2 separate regions of the Mus musculus genome follow, and region 2 is linked to region 1. A link is a loop called in an ENCODE intact Hi-C map of the cell type or tissue named here. Cell type or tissue: left cerebral cortex. All regions are shown on one strand. Each heading gives the region's core, and the rest is flanking DNA. Links, peaks and the distances in the headings are about the cores only.

Evidence for each region. Hi-C counts contacts between places; a loop is a spot of excess contacts. Peaks named below come from ENCODE experiments on the same cell type or tissue, not always from the same donor. Only the 100,000 strongest peaks of a DNase experiment are listed, where the experiment ranks them.
Region 2: it touches region 1 in a loop (1.8-fold over the local background); 2 of 42 quality-filtered maps call a loop at or near these places.

What each region holds. Positions count from the first base shown.
Region 1 is chr1:155,512,970-155,520,755 of GRCm38, forward strand. Gm5532 (predicted gene 5532) reads right to left here. Exons shown (of 2, transcript NR_132128.1): 2 at 7,204-7,786. Among named protein-coding and RNA genes, the nearest start is that of Gm5532, 10 kb to the right of the region's middle. In left cerebral cortex, for the core only: a CTCF peak has its summit at 3,829 (motif pointing left); DNase peaks (open chromatin) are centred at 3,812 and 4,275.
Region 2 is chr1:155,427,748-155,435,533 of GRCm38, forward strand. Gm31713 (a long non-coding RNA gene) reads right to left here. Exons shown (of 4, transcript XR_387503.3): 2 at 4,292-4,518; 3 at 3,444-3,504; 4 at 1-208. Among named protein-coding and RNA genes, the nearest start is that of Gm31713, 6.9 kb to the right of the region's middle. In left cerebral cortex, for the core only: no CTCF peak of the experiment used is centred there; a DNase peak (open chromatin) is centred at 3,698.

The sequences.
Region 1 (7,786 bases), core at 991-5,990:
TGATTCTGTTGGGTATGTTGGCTCATGCCAGTAATACCAGCACTTGGGAGGCTGAGGCTGGAGGATTTCTATGAGTTCCAGGCCAGTTTGAGACTATTTTCTACCTGTTTCTATTTTCATGCATAGATATTTCCTTTGCATAGATGTCTCCTCTAGAGCCGGAAGAGTTAAGGGTGAGCAGTTAAGAGCACTGGCTGAGCCGGGCGTGGTGGCGCAGGCCTTTAGTCCCAGCACTCGGGAGGCAGAGGCAGGCAGATTTTGAAGTTCGAGGCCAGCCTGGTCTACAAAGTGAGTTCCAGGACAGCCAGGGCTATACAGAAAAACCCTGTCTCGAAAAACCAAAAAAAAAAAAAAAAAAAAAAAAAAAAAAAAAAAAAACTGGCTGCTCTTACAAAGGGCCTGGGTTCAGTTCCCAGCACCTACTTAGGGGTTCACAGCCATCCATAACTCCAATTCCAGAAGATCCAGCATCCTATTCTGGTCTCATGAGCAATACACATATGTAGTGCTCACACATACATGCAGACAAAACATATAAAATAAAGATAGACAGATTTTATTTTTAAAAATATCTCTCAGCCAGGCATGGTGGCACACACCCTTAATCCCAGCACACGGGAGGCAGAGGCAGGTAGATTTCTGAGTTCGAGGCCAGCCTGGTCTACAAAGTGAGTTCCAGGACAGCCAGGGCTATACAGAGGAACCGTGTCTTGAAAAACAAACAAACAAACAAACAAACCTCTCTATTCGTTTTGTTTTGTTTTGTTTTTCAGACAGGGTTTCTCTGTGTAGCCCTGGCTGTCCTGGAACTCACTCTGTAGACCAGGCTGCCCGGCTATCTTTTCTTCTTAAATCGAGCCTTCATCTTTCTACTACAGAGTCAGCTTAGCTCTTTTTAACTATCCACATTAGCTTCCTGGGAGTTATTTTGGTGTCCCTGGTTGTAAAGTCTCTGAGCAGAAACCCTATTCTGAATAACTGGACAAATAGAACCTGAATAAGCGTATGTGGAGCGATGGAAACCTCTTTTCATGCTACAACACAGTGTTCTTAAGACAATAGCTATTATGTTCACTTTATAGGGGAAAAAAAGGCAATTTGCAAAGTCCTTTCATGCTCGAGGTTTTTAATCCTCCTAAGAATTCTTCAGGCTAGGTAGCAAAGGTATTATTATGTTCATTTTACATCTGGGAAAAGAGAAGGTAGGTTAAATTTAGATAGCAGCAGTTGCTTCATCAAGATTAAATGATATCATCATGGAAGTTTCTGGCACAAAGCTGGAACTCAAGATACATTAGTTTCCCCTTCTCTAAGCGATCTCAGAGAAGCTACTGTGATAAACTGATATATATCCTGTTCTCATAATAGTAAGCCAAGTGCTTAACAAATTTTAAGTTCTGTGTCTCTAAATTGTAAGCTGTTGGCCAGTAGCTTGTTTAGTCTCATTTACCTATGAAGTAACAGATTCAGAAAAGCTAATAACTTGCACAAAGTCACACAGCTAGCAAGTGAAATCAAGATTTGAACTCAGCTCCACAATCACAAACTCCCTCAATTACATAAGAATACAATGTCTTGCTGCACAGTGGTGGCACAAGCCTTTAATCCCAGCACTTGGGAGGCAAAGGCAGTCAGATCTCTGTGAGTTTGAGGCCAGCCTGGTCTACAGAGTCAGTTCCAGGATAGCCAGGGCTGTTAACATCAGAAAAACCCTCTCTTGAAAACCCAACCAACCAACAAACCAACTAAGCAAACAAAGAATACAGTGTCCCTTTGGTAGTGTTAGTCACCTTTCTTTACTATGACAAAGTCCCTTTGGCTCACAGTGTCAGAGATTTCAGCCCATGGTCACTGGGCCTAGTTGCCTATGGCAGTGCAGTCATTGTGAGGGGTGGGAGCACACAGTGAAGGAAGTAGCTTACCCCACTGAAATGGGAAACTAAGAAACCAGAAGGAACCAGGGTTCCAAGTGTCCTTTGAGGGCAGAACCCCAGTGGTGTGATTTTATTCCACTAGACCCCACCTTCTAAAGCTTTTAGCAGAGTCGAGTAGAGCTCTGTCCTACAGTGAAAGCTTGGTGTGTTGGTGGCATGTATGGGAAGTGTGAGCACAACCAAGAGCCTTCAGTCACCTGCAAATGGTTTCCTTTGAGAAGGAAATCTCTGGACCCTTCAGAAGTTCCATGGAGTTGCTCCTGCCAATAGCCAGGAGTAGACAGGACTGTAGAAGCCACAGCCATGTTGTCATTTTATACATCACCATCTGGGCGTGAGGCTCTTACTTGGCCTAGCCCTTTGCAGAGACACTGGGATGTAGTTAGCGGTGCAGGTCTCAGGGGTCAAAGATGCAAACAAAGCAAACTCCATTCACCCAGAGTCTGAGGTGGGATTTCTCACCTGGCCAGGTCTTTTTAGGATTCCTGGAAACGCTTCCTGAAAATTCCTTAAACTCTTCTTCAGTTGATCCAAACAGTACCCCTAACACCTTGTCTCTTTTGTACCATCTGTATAACCTTTATCATGTTACCAATTAGTTGGCATCCAAAAGCTACTTCTCAACACTATAATATATCCGTGTTGCACTTGGAGCCTTGAAGCTTGGCAGCTGATCCCACTGAACAAGGTAGAAGTGCAATATTCATCTATTAAGCAACTTCTAAAAAACAACTCCCCCCAAAACTTCCAAATTTGAGATGGACACTTACCAAAGGCATAGCCCACCCCACCCCACCCCCTTTTAATTCTTTAAAAAGTCTATCTTTTATGCTCATAGGCAAACCTCTTTGCTCAGTAGACACACAGTAATCAGTGGCATGTGATGGCTAGTGAATGAATTGTTGGAATAGATTGTCTTTAATCGAGGCAGTAGTGATGATATACAGCCTTGCTCTATGAGGTCTGTGTTCCCTTTACATGTCCTCCCTCCCCTTCTCAGACACATTAAACCATCACATATACCTTCAATGCACACTCTCTGCCATTCACCCCAGGCCTGGCACAAGTGAGACCACCTGAGTACTTTCTCTACGTGGCTTCATCCAAGGGTAGGTTCCTGCCAAATAATTACTTTCCAGGAACCATATGACTCGGTTCTGTTTCTGTAACACAGCCAGGGTGGTGTGCCAAAGAGTTATGTGCAAAGATGGATCTTATTCATTCCATGCCATTGTATCAGAAAAATCCACCATCAGGCTGTTTGCCCATTAATTAAATTGCCTAGTGAGGATGGAAGAGCGGGAAAGGATTCGGCAAGCTGTTTCTTCCTGTGTTTAAATGGATTTATATTAAACTTTGAAAGAGGATTATGCTTTTTGTCCTTCCTTAATATTGAACCCATTACAATGAGTTGAAAACGGAAAAGAAATGTGATTATGTGATTTCCTTTTTCTATTAAATTATTTTTTGCCGCTATTTGTCATTTCGATATCTTCATTAAAATGTGGTCATCTTTCAAAATAAAGACTGGATCTTATTCCAGGGTGATTACAGAAAAGAGAGCTGGCCAGAGAATCAGAGAAGCTGCTGTTTCTGAACCATATGAGATTTAAACATGGAACTTCTCTTCCCAAGCCAAGTTGTCCTTAAAAAAAAAAAAAATGTGATCTTCGTGGGCTGCCTTAACTGCCTACCTGCCTCTAAGCCTTGATACTCCAGCAGGATGTGTTATTGCGTACGTTAAGGATGAGACCTTTCGTTTTCTTTGTAGGAGACTGCTGAGATTAATAATGAGCATTCTGTTACAAAAGACACCAAAAACCAGGTCAACAACCTCCGAATCCTGTGTGGAGAAGGCAGAGAAAATGGCGATGAGAAGGGAAGGAGGCATCAGACTGCCCCCTAGTGGCAATCGGGGTATGACACGGAAGGTGGTGGTAGCAGGGGGCCACCAGGTAGCAAGACCTGCAGAGAAAGAAGTGGGGGAGGGGAAGGAAGGAAGGAGAGAGGGAGGGAGGGAGGGAGAGAGGGAGAGAGGGAGGGAGGGAGAGAGGGAGGGAGGGAGGGAGGGAAGGAAGGAAGGAAGGAAGGAAGGAAGGAAGGAAGGAAGGAAGGAAGGAAGGAAGGAAGGAAGGAAGGAAGGAAGGAAAGATGGATGGACCTAAGGAGAAGTCACCTTCATTTCCTATAAGGGCATTTAAATACCATAGAGGAAAAACAGAAAATAATAACGTGTTTCATGCAAATTGGGCTCCAGATCGCTGGCTTTCTTTTTAATGCCTGCCACTTTATATTCAGTTCACTGCTCCGGTGAGCACAATGAAATGTTGCAATTCCATTAAAAACCTCAAAGAAAACAAATCCCCGGTCCTTCAGAGCTAGCAGGAAAGCACTTTAAAAGCTTTGCAAAAGCTATCATTTGTGCATTCAGAAAACCATTAGGACTGCCTCCTTTGGAAATATGTGTGATTTCTTGTCATCTAATTTTAAACATTTAAATTTTCTTTCAGTGACCCTTATCCTCAAGCACAAATTTCTCATGCCTCGCCAGACAACGAAATCAATTTCTAGGATGCTGAGATGTGGACTGGATTTATTATAGTAAAGAGACAGGTCTGTCAGGAGGAAAATTAGAGAGAGGAGTCGGAGAGGTGGCATACATTTGAACACTGAGAAATACAGCAAGGTACATGAGGGTTTCCAGACAGCCACGCAGCTGAGAAAGAAAGGTGGCTGCCAACTGGATAATGGAGATGTCAAAGGTCCAGACTGGGTCACACTGCACACATCTTTTCTCCCTTACAAGTCTTGGATGTGGGCATGCGTGACTGGCAAAGGCATGAGAACCCTGGGGCAGCCTCTTCAGCTTGAACCCCATCTCTGTTGCTCACTTAACGGACCTGGGAGAGATTGCTGTCTTCAAGTAGCCTTGAGAGAAAAATTCAAGGTAACCCAGAGCAAACTTGACGCTCTTTCATTTATCAAGACTAACATCTCCTTTTGTGCCCACCAAACCTGGTTTAAATAAGTTTATGAAGCTGGTGTGCTTTCCAGATTCCTCTTGTAAAGGAGAAAGTGTGTGTGTGTGTGTGTGTGTGTGTGTGTGTGTGTGTGTGTGTGTGTGTGTGTTGTGTGTGTGTGTACAAACATGAGGGTTGTGGGCTTTGGAGCCAGATTATCAGGGCTGAGTTAAATGCCAGGTCTGTCCCTGACTAGCCAGGTGTCCAACCTCTGTCTCTATAAGGTCATTATCTTCATCACTGGAATAGGATAAACAATAAATGGTGGCTTATTATTTTTCATCCTTGATATTTGAGACATGGTGTTATGGGGAGCCCACCAGCAATGACTACTCAGATACAGTTTATAGCCAATTCAAAGTCTTAATTCCAGCCAGCTGGGACTAATACTCAGGTATTCAGGACCCACGTGTAGCATCTAGTGTTTAGAGTATGTTTTTAAAGGCAAAAAAACCTGGCATCTCTCTCAGCAGCTGAAGGAGAAGTTTTACCCAGGCAAGCAGTTTAACAGAAGCTAAGATAAGCAGTTAGCTGGAGAGGGGGGTTTGTACAAGCAGGCAGTTTGGCAGAAGCTTAGATAAGGTAGTTGGGGCATCGTGACCTTGGGTCCCTAGAATAGAGTTGGGTAATTTTCCACAGGGCTTCTCATCAAGAGCAAATTATAGCCAAATCTAACATGGTCTCAGCAAGAATTCAAGGTGGATGAATCTCTTACACTGGTTTGCCCTGTCACAATGGAGCTATATCATCTGGTCAAGTTGAGCAGGTATTAACACATCACTTGGGGTTGGGGGTATAGCTTGATGGTTCAGCACTTGCCTAGCATACAAGAGCTCCTTAGTTTAATCACCAGCAGGGTGAAAATAAATAAAAAATAAAATCCAAATGGCAAAAAGGAAATCATAACTTACTTAACATCTGAAACAGGAAGATCCTTCACAGAATATTTGATTTTTCTCTTCTTAAAATTTTATTTACCTTTGTGTAGTCTGCACACACACCATACGGCACATGCAGAGAGGTGAGAGTTGGTACTAACTCAAGTTGTCAGACTTCATGTACTGAGAATTCTAGAATTTCTGTTTCTTTTTTAAAAAAATACAAGAAACATTATAAGAATATGTTGTCATTTTAATCCCAGGTATGGGACATGGGGCTGCTTCAGACTGTCCACAGCAGCTGACTATGATCGGCCTTATGTTCTAGCATGAGCATGCTTTTGCCAGCTACAGATCGTTTCTGCTATTGTGTGGTGTTTGGAATTCTGGGGACTTTTCAGGGCTAGGGCCCTGATGTGGTAATTTGTTAATCTGCTCTAAACTCCCCAGCTGGTGTGCATGTGTTTCTTGCTATCGCCCCAATAGTCTGGATTCTTGAAAGACACAATTTCAAAACCTTATATTTTAAATGCCTTCACCAGCTCAATGGCTGGGCCACTCCCTAACTCCACATGGCTAACACACACTCCTCTTCAATATTCCCTAGCTAATACTTACTAAATCTATATTTTATCGTTACTGCCCTGGTCTCTGCCTGGCAGCCCTCTTGGGGCCGCTTTCCCCCTGCACCTACATATCAGCCGTCTCATCCTCCTGCATGTTCCCGGTGTGGTCCATCTCCTATGCCCACATTCCTGGAGAATCCACTCTTCCTGCTCCCAGGAATCCTAAAGGTCCTCTGTCTCACTGCTCAGCCAGCGGCCACAGTAACTTTACTGGCCAGTCAAAGACCCACTGAGGACAGGCTTCCTTTAGTCCTACGTGCAGGACAAGGTAAACAGGGTTTTGGGTAGCATAATTAACATGAGAACACACACCACTACAGGTCCTCCAAAGAGGGTAGTTGGTTGGAGGTTGGTTATTGTTGGTTGCTATTGGTCTCAATTTGTTAAGTAGTCATGTGTGAAGAAGAAACAACAAGAAGAAATGAGGTATCCTAATTGTGATGATCAAACTTGCCCCAAGAAACCTGACACCCTTAATCAGAAGAAAGTAGTTGAACAATAACATTGCCCCCTTTCCCCTTTATCCTTTTTTCTTTCCTATCTAGTGTTAGTGGGTTGAAAGGCTGGAGAAGGGGGGAAGAAAGGAGAAGCTAAAGGTAGTTAAGGCCAGCTATAGTGCATGCACCAATGATCCTAACACTTAGAGGCATTGACAGGAGGCTCAGGCCTTCAGTCATCTCAGCTTCATAGCGGATTCAAGGTCAGCCTGGGTCTTGAGACCCTATCTCAATAAACCAAACGCAAAAGCAGTTACTGCTTTTATTAGTAACCACAAAGGTGATGTGTAGTATAACAATGTAGCTTTGGATATTTTATATTCAAACAGGTATATACAATCCACATCTTACGGTATAACACACACATGTATAACACACACAACACAGCATGAAATTTAGAGATTTTTCAAAGAACACAGAAATAGCCACCGCTAATTACTCTCTGTTGAACAACCCTGAAATATATGGATATATGTGCATCTTTTGAGCTCATACTATGCACAGTTGTAGAGTCAGCTGCTTTTCATTCAACAATATGGTGTGAACATTGTGAAATTTGTTTTTTGAAAACATGGCGTTTAATTTCTGCACACATTTTACTAATGAATATGCAATAACTCAGTCAATGCTACATCACCGAACATTTGGATCGTTTCCAGCTTTTTGTCTATTATAAAGTATAATGTTTACATCTTAATTATGGAAATTCCAGTAGAGGAAGCACTGAACCTCCTGAAGATTTTACTTCCTGTTGCCAGATGTCCCCTCTGAGAAGCCACACATTAAAATGAAACATTAAAAATGCACAACTTCCTGAATGATGGGAAAGTG
Region 2 (7,786 bases), core at 1,233-6,232, 85 kb before region 1:
CACTGTTATATTGGAGTGGGGTTAGGCCAGTCAGTAACACGGGAGTAGGTTAATCACATCACTCTCTTCTCGTCCTGGGGGCAGGGGAGATGGGCAGCTGCTTCTTCTCACTGGAACAGATACTTGTACGGGATGTGAGCTTTTGACTAGTTCAGTTTCTGCCAGTAATGAGTCTGTGAACAACAGTAATCACTGTTCAGCACTGCTTCTGCCAAGAAGGTAAAGGAAAGAGACAATGACTTCGCTGGTCTCACCATGTACCTTGGCTCCTACAAGCACAGGTACAGAGTGATGGAATAGCCCGTTGGTTTCTCCGTGATAGTTGGGAGCTGTGCTACCAGAGATGATGCTCTTACCAAACTTAGCAAACTCATATCGTTATGTTTACAAGGGAAACCCTTTACCAACTGCGCTCTCAATAGATAAATAGAGAGATAGACAGACAGACATAGATATATAAGATCCACACCATAGCCCAGGCTAGCTTCAAACTCACTGTAGCCCTGGCTGGCCTCTAACCCAAGGCAACAACTGTTCCTGCTTTATACTCCACAATGCTGGGACTGCAGGCCCAATATGGTCCTTCCTGATGCTAAGTCAACAAGTAGAAGAGTGTTCATTTGCTGTTGAAGTGGTTGATTCTGACTTTCAGGTTGAAATAGATGGTGAAGGGGCTGGGGTGGGTAGGTTGGAGTGCATCCTAAAAACAAGGGGACTCAGCAGAGCACCCCTTATAATGCTTCCAACAGTAAAAGTTGAGTGTGTTTCAGCACCTAGCAGCAGGAGCAACAAGAACTCAAACTTCTTGGGATATAGGTTTCAGATAGCAGGTGAGGAAGTATAACCAGCCCAAGTGCTGACTGAGGAGCCCAGAGAGAAGTGGAAGAAAGCTGGAGATGCCAAGCCTGGACTTAAACAGAAGTGAGTTCCTCTGTCAGAGCTACTGCAGTGTTCTTCCTTGTTATGTTATCTAGAACATACTAAATTTCTTTTATTCATCTTCCCTAGCTTTCAGTGGTGTGTGTGTGTGTGTGTGTGTGTGTGTGTGTGTGTGTGTGTGTGTGTGTGTGTGTGTGTATGTTTTACCAGGATCAAACTTAGAGCCTTTCACATGGTAAGCAAGCACTCTACCACCGAGCTAATATCCCTAGCCTGGTAATTTTTCTTATTATTTTGTTGGAAGTGGTGAACTTTATGTAGAGCCTTAGGTTAAAGGTATTGGGACCAAATTTCAAGTCCCCCGGAGTTCCTTATAGCCAGCAACCCACTCCTCCAACCCTCCCAAGGATATTGTAAACATCCAATTCCCTGAAGTTAGCCCCACCTGCTTTAAATTGCTAGGGTAGTTTTCTGTTATCTGCACATAAACCCTGACCAAAAAAAAAAAAAAAAAAAAAAAGGCAATACAAATAAAACAGCCCCAAATGAATGAAAGGTAGGTTATTTTGGTTTGGGATCAAAATGATTAGCAAACAGTGGCTTAGGTTATTTGTTTTGGGTTACTTACAAGAGCCTTTTGCTTTCTGTTCAGGCAATAAAAATTGCTGCAGGCCATCATGTAGCTGGCTTTGACATGGCTTTGTCTTTCATTACACTCACAGATGTCTGGATCAAAGAATCACTATTTTCTGCTAATGCTTTAAAGTTAGAGAAATAACCTTTCCCAAATTGCACTGCGATCCTTAGGGACAGATACCATGCCTATCTCAGTCACTCTTAACAGCACTTAACATAGCAAATGCCACAGAGCAATACAAGTAGGCTCTTTAATACAGGAGGTTTCGTTCTTTCCTTTGCGCCCCTTCAGGAGTGATCTGAATGACAAGTTCCGAATCTATGAAGATGTGTTCTTTTCACAAAAGATATGTGATTAGAATCCAGATCAACACCCCCCCCCCCAGCTCATACGATAGAGGGAATTTAAGTGTGAGAGACCTACGAGCGAGCATGCAGTGGGAAAGAGAGAACCTCCAGAAAGTGAGAGGTCTGAAGCATTTACCCGGTGGGACCATGCCAAGGTGTCCCCCTGAGAAATTACAGCATGTAGCAGACCTGGTATGAAGGGGAGTTACTTGGGAAAAGGGACAGGAGCGAGGCCTGGAGAAGTGGTAGAGGCAGACAGACAGGAGCAGAGCCGTGAGGGCAGAGAAGGGAGGATTGAGAAGGACAGGGGGTGGGGGTGGGGGTGGGGAAACTGGCCAGGAACACATGGGAACAGAAGAGAACTGGGTGGTGAGCAGTCGTTTTATATGCTACCAACACCTGATGGCAGCAAGTGATGATGTAAGTCTTTACTAGGTCCCTGGGAGGAGCCTAGCTAAATTGCCTGTATCATTGGCCTTGTAATTGCTTGTAAAAAAAAAAAAAAAAAAGGTCTTGGACCAAATTTATTAAATTCATGACTTGTCATATTTAGTTGCCAGCACATTTAATCAAAAATATGCACCCAGTATCAAAATCTAAAATAGGTCTCGAGCTGACGGCGTGCTCAGTGGGTAAAGGTGTTTGCCACCAAGCCTGATGACCTGAGTTCTATCCCTGGGTGACATAAAGTAGAAGCAGAGAGCTACTCCCACAAACTGCCCTCTATCTCACCATGAGAACCCTGCTCCAGCATGTGTACAAGTACACACACATGTATACACACTAAATAAGTGAGTAAATATCAAAAAAGAAAGTTAAGGTCTCAGTAGCTGAGCAAGGCCTGGGTTGGATCCTTAACAAATGAATGAATTAATTAACAACTTAATTAATTAAAAATCCTGATCTCACAAAATCTTAGCTTTAATTTTCAGGCTTTTCTTAATGATCATGTTAATTTTAGTATATCCTAGTTGTAGAAAATTTAGAATGTCTAAAAAGTATAGAGCAACACACACACACTGCACAGTAAGCTCCTATCACATCATCCAGAAAAAAAATAATATCAACATTTGAACATACTGGTTTTGTCTTTTTAGATAAACACAGTTCTGTCATTAGAAAAAGTGTGATATTTGGAGCAGAAGCTGAGCCCTCTTTCTTAAATCTTTAGTGACCTCAACACCAAGATACAAGTCTCTAGGGAAGAGCTGCTCTCTTCAGAGACACCTCCACAAGCTACCCCAAGCCTCTGACCTGAACAGGGAGAAGGAGGCCCTTTTACCATGACAGACTAGCCAGGCAGGGAAGACCAGCATCTTCAGCAAACACTTCACAATTCCTTATGACACATAGGTTTTGTTTGGTTGGTTTTGGTTTTGGTTTTGGTTTTTTCCCTAGCTCTGGGCAGATAGGGAGAAGGGTGTGCCTATGTAAAGGGTTGTGTGTCCAAATGACTGGAAGAGTGAAAGGTAAAGATCTGAAATTTTACTGGGCATGGGCATGTTGAAGACAACTTCTGTAGGCTCGAGGAATGAGAGTCATGGAAGAAGGGAGGAGGCATCAAGAAGGGAAATGCCTACCTTATTAGCAAAAACTGTTATCTCCTTCTGCTGTCTCTTCAAGGTGAACTGTGATAACAGTCTTTAAAAACAAACAAACAAACAAGCAAAAGCATTTGTTTATTCACTGAAATCCTGATAGGCCATACAGCTCATCCTTAAAGAGGAAAACCAAATGCCCCATCTGGAGATAAATCAGGCACTTGGCCTTGCTCAGTGGTATATTCTTGAGAAGCATTAAAATAGATCCTCTGTGGTGACGCCAGTGCTAATTTCAAGGTTGTTTGGATTCAGGCTGGAATAATTCAGTCATCTACATTGTTAATACTTTCTTTTCAAACTTCTCTGGAAAGAAGCTTGCTTACTCTTCTTCTAAAATATCTCCTGCATCTGTCCCTGAGTCTACAGTTTCAGCCACTGCAGTGTTTTGAATGAGAACAGCTCCCATAGACTCATCTGTTTGAATGTTTGGGCCCTTCTTAGTGAAACTGTTTGGGAAGGATTAGGAGGTGTGGCCTTGTTGGAGGAGGTGTAGCTTTGTTGGAGGAGGTCACTGGAGAGTGAGCTTCTAAGCAAGCCCCTAATTGACTGCTTTCCTTTGTAAGAGTTGCCTTGGTCATGGTGTCTCTTCATAGCAATAGAACAGTGACTATGATAGCTGCCATCCTCTCTCATCTCAACCTGGTCTCTTGGTTGATCCTCCTTCATCCTGACTCCTTGCCTACTCAGCACTCAGAATGATCTTTTAAAACATAAACTTTATTGTATCTTTCTTCTGTTTACAATTCTCCGATGCTTCCCAGGCAGGCGTGGTAGACTCCCCATCCCTTGCCGTTGACACTCAGGGTCTCACTCTTTTCTTTTCTCACCTTTTCCTCAATTCATGGCGCCAAAGATTCCGTGCTTTTGCTTTTGTCTCCTCCAAACCATCAAGCTACTTCCTTAAGACCTTTCCATGTGCTGTTCTTCTGAGTAGCATGCTCTTCCTGTGACTGGGTATACAGCTCAGTTGATAGAGTGCTTGCCTAGCATGCAGGAAGCACTGGGTTCAATCCCTAGCACTGTATAAACTGGACTTGGTGAACACCTCTATTGCCTGCAAATGGGAGTAGAGACAAGATAATCGGAAGTTAAAAATCACCTTCAACTTGCCAAAGCAAGGCCAGCCTGGGTCATGTGAGTCCCTGTCTTAGAAAGGGGGGGGAAAGCTGCAGTTTTTCTCCTCTTCTCTCCAGACAGCCTTCAAACTTCAGATTAAATGTTAAAGACTACCCATGCCCAATCTAATTTAGGTTCTCCCAGAGATACACAGTAACCTATTTATTTCTTCCACAGTTTTCACTAAAGTTTGTCACTCTAGGTCTGCTTGCATGATTGTTATGGTCTGGGTTCCCCACCAGATTGTGGGTTCAGGGAAGTGCCAAGGTCCAGCCTCAGTTTGGTTGAGGACCTGAGGAAGCAGTGTTTGGAAGTGGTGAAATCAATGAGGTGGGGTACAAGCAGACAGCCTTGTGTTCTTCGTGAGACAGCTCTCCTGAGATTTCCAGGCAACTCTCTGCTAGAGAGAGCTCTCTTGTGCTAGAAAAAAAAATCTAAAAGAGCTATGTTCTCTCTTAAGTAGATCTCTCTGGGTAGCTCTGTCTTGCAGACCAAAGCCCAGACTTTTATTTACATATCAATTTAGTCAGTTATTCCAGGTTCTCTTTTGATTATCAGTATGTTATGTTCTTAGTTCCTTGATTCTTAGAAGAAGACAACAAGTATATTTTTTAACACAGCAAATGAATTCAGAGATCTGTCCACCTTTGTAACCACAGACAATAAGCTAGCTGGGTGGAATCTCCTTCTCAGACTGTCATTCCTACAAAGCTTGGGCCTAAACTAGCTCTGTCCTAGGCTGACCTTGAGTTTAGGAATCTGCCTGCCTTTGTAAAACACAGAGAACGAACTTAGCTAGGTAGAAGGTTGACCTGAGGTCACCACTCCCAAAAATCTCTTTATCTCCTTCCTTAATATTTTCTGACCAGCTATATTTTGCATAGTTGAGAAATTATATATTCTTGAACTAGTGTCTTCAGAGTTCTTTTCCACAGCCTTAAGGTCTGTCCTGAAGCCTTTACTTTTTTGCTAAGGACATTAGACATACCCTTGCCTCCCAGACTCATGCTATCTCTGACTATCATGGAGTTATTAACCTTGACAAATGGGACTTTCCCTGATAATGGTAGGGAGCACACCTCCCAAAGGAGGTAAATTATGTACATTAATATACAAACAAGCCTATGCCCAGAGCAACCAGTCAGCACTCATGGAGGCCCATGCCCTGCCAGCTCTGCTCCAGAGGTGGAAACTGTGTCATACCATCCCTTCCACATAGTAGGACTTGACAGTGAAGATACAGGTTTTTTGTTTCTGTTCTGTCCCTTAGTGTATGGCACAGTGCTAACATATAATTGATGCTTGGTTATCTATCTATCAATCTATCTATCTACCAATGTGTCTATCTATCAATTCTTATATATTTTTATCTTTATGTCTCCTTCTTTCTTTCTTGGCTTTTCAAGACAGGATTTTTCTATGTAGCCCTAGCTGTCCTGGAACTTACTATGCAAACCTTGCTGACCTTGAACTCACAAAAATAAAGGCTTGTACCACCAAACTTAGTCTCAGTGTTTCTTGAATGGAGGACTTAGGTAATCTAGATCCAAAGATTAAAAAAAAAACAAAAAAAAAAAACAGGTTCCCGAAAGCTTTGTGTTTTCTGCTACTACAAGGAATACAAGGAACACTTGATAAGTCTTTGTACATAGACTGAATAACAACCAACTTTAGATTGATATCCTGTGTGGGAGGAAAGGCATCTCTCATCTTAGAGACAGATAGGAATAAAGACATGCAGGTATAATTATAATCAAGCCTTTTCTTATTGTGGTGAAAGTGAAAGTTGTCATGGTGAGGACTAGGTGCAAACATTTATAATTACTTTAATAACAGGAATACTCACAAGAAGGATAAATCAAAACATACTCTTGTTAAATCTTTCTGGGCGTGGCTGTGTTATCCAATAGTGACAGATGTGGACTGGTACCAAGCATCTCAGTCAGTGGATTTAGCCGATTTGGCAAGAGATGTGTTAAAATCGAATGTATGGTATACATTCAGGAATAGCCTTTCTACAGGGGAGAAATTCTTTTCATCCCTTTAGCAGCAGGCACAAGAAATAGCACAACCTAACAGTTATCAAGGAGAAACCTTATGCTACAGTTACATTTTTAGGGAAATTAGTTCCAAAGTCTATCAGAGGAAACCATAGTCATAGCTTGAGAAGCTAATTGCTACTTACTGTAGGCCTCCTGGTGGAAATGATTGTTCAGAGACACGCTGCTTGTAGCTTGCTTTTACTAATCAAACTCTCACCCAAAGTTAATAATATACTGTTTAGAATTAACTGACCTTTGAAAAGGAACAATGTAACAGTCTTACGGTGCTTTGGATTCGTGATGTAAGTGTCTCTCATAAGCTCAGATGAATGTATAGCATTGAATGCTTCAATCCTACCCCACGTTTCCTGCTTCTCCTTCCTGAGCCATTCATGCCCCTGATTCAGAACAATATATGCATGTGTAAGATGTGGTGATTAGACCTAAGGTCACTGGCTGGAAACAGAGAGATGCTGAAAACATGTCTCCCACAGAAAATGTTTAAAACAACATGTGGTCTTGGAATGAGAACACCTGTTTGTCTCTTTGTGTTCTGTTCTGAGTTGATAGGGTCAAAAAACCAATCTCTCACTTTGTGTGACTCCTGTAAAAGACTGATCAAGACAAAACTTCTTCCTTCTTTATCCATAGCATGGTTGCTGGGTTAGTCAGCAAGGAGAAAGGATGCCCTTTGTTTGAAAGACTAGAACTCAGCTGGGTGTGGTGGCACACACCTTTAATCCCAGTACTCGGGAGGCATAGACAGGTGAGTCCCTGTGATTCTGAGGCTACTACCTTTGTCTACATAGAGTTCTAGGACAGCCAAAGCCACATAATGAGACCCTGAGAGAGAGAGAGAGAGAGAGAGAGAGAGAGAGAGAGAGAGAGAGAGAGAGAGAGAGAGAGATTCAGAAAAGATAGGGCTCACACTTATTTTAATGACCCCAAGATCCAAGAGTTAGACTGTTTTTGTTTTTCGAGACAGGGTTTCTCTGTATAGCCCTGACTGTCCTGGAACTCACTTTGTAGACCAGGTTGGCCTCGAACTCAGAAATCCGCCTGCCTCTGCCTCCCGAGTGCTGAGATTAAAGGCATGTGCCATCACGCCCTGCTAGAGTTAGACTCTTATGTGACGTTTCTTCAATTCCTGTTGACTTCTGGGCA